2 separate regions of the Homo sapiens genome follow, and region 2 is linked to region 1. A link is an interaction called in ENCODE POLR2A ChIA-PET data of the cell type or tissue named here. Cell type or tissue: GM12878. All regions are shown on one strand. Links, peaks and the distances in the headings refer to the core of each region. The heading gives the core; the rest is flanking DNA.

What was found. ChIA-PET counts read pairs that join two places held together with the same protein. Peaks named below come from ENCODE experiments on the same cell type or tissue, not always from the same donor. Only the 100,000 strongest peaks of a DNase experiment are listed, where the experiment ranks them.
Region 2: POLR2A ChIA-PET joins it to region 1 with 10 read pairs; 4 of 35 experiments call an interaction of 5 or more read pairs at or near these places.

Annotation. Positions count from the first base shown.
Region 1 is chr5:17,227,494-17,230,304 of GRCh38, forward strand. All of the region lies in intron 1 of BASP1 (brain abundant membrane attached signal protein 1), which reads left to right. Among named protein-coding and RNA genes, the nearest start is that of BASP1, 11 kb to the left of the region's middle. RefSeq lists enhancers at 87-587, 1,708-1,787. In GM12878, for the core only: no CTCF peak of the experiment used is centred there; a DNase peak (open chromatin) is centred at 1,548; H3K4me3 peaks cover 828 bases; H3K27ac peaks cover 2,481 bases.
Region 2 is chr5:17,283,318-17,286,128 of GRCh38, forward strand. No RefSeq gene overlaps it. Among named protein-coding and RNA genes, the nearest start is that of BASP1, 67 kb to the left of the region's middle. In GM12878, for the core only: no CTCF peak of the experiment used is centred there; no DNase peak of the experiment used is centred there.

The sequences.
Region 1 (2,811 bases), core at 108-2,607:
CAGGTTCAAGCAATTCTTTTGCCCCAGCCTCCAAAGTAGCTGGGCCTACAGGTGCCGCCACTATGCCCGGCTAATTTTTTTGTATTTTTTAGTAGAGATGGGGTTTCACTATATTGGCCAGGCTGGTCACAAACTCCTAACCTCAAGTGATCTGCTCTCCTTGGCCTCCCAAAGTGCTGGGATTACAGGCGTGAGCCACCATGCCCGGCCAATAACTCATTTTTCTAAGGAAGAAAGAATCTCGATTAACAATTGGTGATGACAGTGCCTCCAAAGGCTTCTCATAATCACCCAACCTCAGGTAAACAGGGTGAATGCCACCCTATTGACAGGAGGTTTATTGTGGCACTGGGTTTTGCTCAGTAGCCCTGGTGATCTGTTGTTGAGAACCCAAGCTCATATTTCCCAAGGCTCACCCAACTGGACTTTAGAAACCTGGTTCCAGAATTTTCAAATGTTTGGTTTTCAGGCAGATAGTAACAAGTGTTTGTACCAATGTTCTCCAGAAGGTTGTTAAGACAAGATTGATAATGCTTCCCAGGTATGTGTTTCTTTTTCTGACTCACAGCTGCATGTTACTAGTTTTCCTCATCTGACCCGATGATTGACTGATGGAAAGTCTCATTGAAGGTTTGGTTATCCTTTCATTGGTAGAAGAGACAAAAACAGGACATAAGTGGCTTATTCCATTCACCTCTACTTTTCTATTGTAACTGGATTTATTTCTGCCATCCAGACAGAGAGCCTGGGCTTTGATTTCATCTGTACCAAAGTTTTCTGGGTGGACAGGTACAGGGGGTCATCGTAAGAGAACTCAACTGACCACAATGCAGAGAGAGGTAACTATCCAATGGAATGGTAACATGGTTCCACTACGGTAAGAACTGTAGTGTTAAATGAAATGAATTCTTAATGGGAAAGGAGTCCTATGAATATTTCTAAGTTGTTATGTTTAACTTAACTAACTCTTAAATGCAGGGAATTTAACTTAAAAGTGAATTTAACAAAGAAGTGAATTTAAAAGCCAACAAGCTTCATATCTCTCCACCTCACCCCAAACCCGTGTTAATTAGCCCTTCTTGCTTAAATCAAATCACCTTGTTGAAATTTAATGCTGTGACTAGCAATGTATTCTTTGACCATATCCTTGTTTCCAGCAACAAATACTGCCACGTTAAGGGGAGAAGGAAGTGATGGATAGAGGGACCAGTTGGCAGATTGGGACACACGTACAAACACTATTCCTTTAACTTGCTTTCTTTAGATCCGTAGTTCCTACCTGTGAGTCTCATTTCTGTATTGATCCGCATTGGCTAAGCATACGACTAAAGCGGGATTCTTTGTCTTTTCTTCAGTGAGCTAGCCAGGAATCTCAGAAAAAGGGCAAAGAAGTCCAGAATGATGTAATGCTGCAAAAAATGTTACTGCTGTTTCTAAGGGGAGTGGAAGAAACCCAAGCCAGTTTTGAGTTGAGTGTGCTTCCTGTTGGAAGGGGGTGAGAATTCAGAGATGTATACCTATTAAAAAAAAAACAAAACTCTTAGGATATCACACAGCGTGGCAAACCAGCAAGCCCTGACCTGTTAGCAGTTGTTTGCATAGTTTACCAGGTAGAGAAAGCATCCACAGATAGAATCAAATGTTTGAGGACACTAACGTGCACTGTGGTTAGTGTGAGGTTTAACTGGCTGGGGACACATTTCCACTTAAATCTGATTCTGATAACACATTTAACTACTTCCCTAGCTAATTACACAGTTCCAGGCTTGAGAGAGGAAAAGGCACCTGTGAGCAGTGGCATGTCTTGTTAAATAAGGTTTGAAAACCCTTCCGAAAAGGAAGAAATGGCTGTACTTGGGGACGTTTGAGCATAGTAATTGTGCAGCCTTGCTCCTGGCTGAGGGGAGGGGAAAGAAAGCCCTTGGTTTCTGCTCCAAGAAGTGTTCAAATTCCCCTTATGTGGGCAGAATTTTTGGTAAGTACAATACAGGAAGCAAAACTGCATTGTTCTAGGTCAGCAGTCAATGACCTATTGTTTCTGAGCCCCTCTGTTCCCTCCTCACTTTGTGTTCAGGGGACGAAAGCCCAGAGCAGGAGAAGAGGAAGGGAAGTCTGGGAGAGGCTGGGAAGATGCACCCGCATTAACACAAGTTGGAGAGGCACCAATGCTCTCCTCCTGTGTCTACTCAGGCTGCCATAACAAAATAACAGATGGGATAACTTAACAAAAATATATTTTTTCATAGTTCTGCAGGCTGGAAGTCCAAGATCAACATGTTGGTAGGATTGGGTTTTTTTTTTTTTTTTTTTGATGGAGTCTTGCTCTGTCACCCAGGCTGGAGTGCAGTGGCACTATCTTGGCTCACTGCAACCTCTGCCTCCCGGGTTCAAGCAGTTCTCTGCCTCAGCCTCCCAAGTAGCTGGGATTATAGGCGTGTGCCACCACGCCCAGCTAATTTTTTTGTATTTTTAGTAGAGATAGGGTTTCACCATCTTGGCCAGGCTGGTCTTGAACTCCAAAGTGCTGGGATTACAGGCATGAGCTACCGCACCTGGCCCAGACTTGAGTTTTCTAAATCAGAATGGAATGATCCTGGGGAAGCTCATTTTAAAATCTCCTACCCAGAGTGGCAATGGTAGAGAGCCCTTCTTGTTCTAGACAGAAGAGTTGACCAGATGCCTAGGCCACTTTAAAATCCTATTCTAGCATCTGTGCTTTCTTTTAGGGATTCATTAGACAGACTCTTAACGGTGGAACAGATTTTACTGGATAGAGACTTGGGGTTGAAGACAGAAGGCAGGGGCTTGAAT
Region 2 (2,811 bases), core at 312-2,811, 56 kb after region 1:
ACCATGTTCAGGAGTCAAGGTAATTTGAAATAGTCCTTGATGTACAGTGCTTATTAAAAGAGAATCTTGAAGATTCTACAACTAGAGCTCTGTTTCAGAAAACAAGGCATCAGTTCCTAAATGTCATACAAATTGACTACATAAGAATTTTCTTGGATGTCTAAATAAAGAGATCCCAGCCCCTAAGCTGTGATCCTGATTCAGTAGTTTTTTTTTTTTTTTGAGAGAGAGAGTCTTGCTCTGTTGCCCAGGCTGGAGTGCAGTGGTGCAATCTTGGCTCACTACAGCCTCCACCTCCTGGGTTCAAGCAATTCTCTGCTCAGCCTCCCAAGTAGCTGGGACTACAGGCGTGTGCCACCACATCTGGCTAATTTTTGTATTTTTAGTAGAGATGAGGTTTCACCATGTTGGTCAGGCTGGTCTCGAACTCCTGGCCTCAGGTGATCCACCTGCCTCGTCCTCCCAAAGTGCTGTTAGAGGCATGAGCCACTGTGCCTGGCCTGATTCAGTAGTTCTTAAGGAAGGTAGAGGGGCAGGGCAAGAGTTTCGTGAAGCTCCTCTTTGGGAATCTACTGGGATAGAGTGACTCACAAGATTTGAACAAAGAAGCTTGGACTAGAATGAGGGTTTGGTGGATCATTCTTTGATTTTAAGTTTACCTCATTAGAAAAAAAGATGGTAATAATAACAACAGAGTTGCTGTGAAGATTTTCAATAAGACCTGGAAGTGACTGCTTGTGATATACACTCAGTGAACCACAGCTATTCCAATGGAGGCTTCAGTTCAAAAAAAAAAAGCTGGGTTCATAAGCTCTGGCCTGTCTGTCTACTTCAATTGAGAAGGAATTTCTTAAGGTTTCCTTGGAAATAGAGTCACAACGACCACAGAATTGAGATCTGAATTGTCCTACAGAGAACAACCCCTCTTTGTAGGAGAAAAAGAAAACACAAATGTATGGCAATCTTTTTAGGGGAAAAGGGGGAGTCAAAATCCAAGATGGTTTTCCTGAGAATATTCAAATTAGATTATGGAGATAACAAGATGTGAACCAAGGAAAAAGAACGAATTGCCTTTATGCATGGGAGGTGAAGTAGCTGGAATCCCACCTTCATATCTTAGTTACCTCTGTAACCTGGGGACAGATTTCTTCTCAGAACCTCTGTTTACTCAAGAACTGGAGAGGCCGGGCTCAGTGGCTCACACCTGTAATCCCAGCACTATGAGAGGCTGAGGCGGGCGGATCACTTGAGGTCAGGAGTTCGAGACCAGCCTGGCCAACATGGTGAAACCCTGTCTTTACTAAAAATACAAAAATTAGCTGGACGCGGTGGCATAAGCCTGTAATCCCAGTTATTCGGGAGGCTGAGGCAGGAGAATCGCTGAACCTGGGAGACGGAGGTTGTAGTGAGCCGAGATCACGCCACTGCACTCCAGCCTGTGTGACAGAGTGAGACTCCGTCTCAAAAAAAAAAAAAAAAAAAAAAAAGAACTGGAGAATATATCTGCCTTGGGGGCTGTGGAGAGGATAGAAGGCTGTGTTTAGCGCACAGCCTAGTACACGAGCATTTGTTAAGTGGATGCAAGACCATGACGTTCATTTCCTTCTGAAACAAGTGAGCAATCATGAGTGAGGCAATCTCATCTTTTCCCTCACCATTTTTTATGAGCAATTTCTCTTAAAGGAAAATTCTGATGTTACGGATTAACTCTGGTTTAGTTTTTATTCATTCTGTATATATAACACTTTCCCATATGTCACCTCTCCTAGTGTGTTCTACATTGCTTCATTCATTCATTAACCAAATATTTATTAAGCAGCTGCTATCTTCCAGGCACTATATTCCCACAAATGCTAGGAATATGTTGAGCCTAAAAACAGAGCTGGCCAGGCTCAGTGGCTCATGCCTGTAATCCCAGCATTTTGGGAGGCTAAAGTAGGAAGAGCCCTTAAGTCCAGGAGTTCAAGACCAGCTGGGGCAACACAGTGAGACCCCATCTCTATTTAAAACACAAAAAGCAAAAACAGAGCTCATGAGGGAGATGCAGATTAAAACCACAATGAGATATCACCTCTCACCTGTCAGCATGGCTATTATTAGAGAGACAAAAGATAACAAATGTTAATGAGAATGTGGAGGAAGGGAACTCTTGTACACTGCTTGTGGGAGTATAAATTAATACAGCCATTATGGAAAATTGCATGGAGGTTTCTCAAAAAACTAAAAATAAAATTACCATATAATCCAGCAATCCCACTTCTGGGTAGTTACCCACAAAATTTGAAATCAGCGTGTTGAAGAGAAGTCTGTATGCCCATGTTCATTGTAGCACTAGTCACAATAGCCAAGATACGGAATCAACCTAAGGGTCCATCAGTGGATGACTGAATGAATAAAGAAAATGTGGCAGGCCAGGTGCAGGGGCTCACGCCTATAATCCTAGCACTTTGGGCAGATTGCTTGAGCTCAGGAGTTTGAGACCAGCCTGGGCGACATGGCACAACCCCGTCTCTACAAAAAATGCAAAAAACTTAGCTGCGTGTGGTGGTGCATGCCTGTGGTCCTAGCTACTTGGGGAGCTGAGGTGGGAGGATGACTTGAGCCCGGGAGGTGGAGGTTGCAGTGAACTGAGATCATGCCACTGCAGTGGAAAAAAAAAAGTGAGACCCTATCTCAAAAAAAAAAAAAAAAGGAAAGAAAAAGAAAATATGGCATACATATATATAATGGAATACTAGTCAGCCTTATAAAAGGAAGAAGTTCCATCATTTGTGATGATATGGATGGAATTGGAGAACATTATGCTAAGTG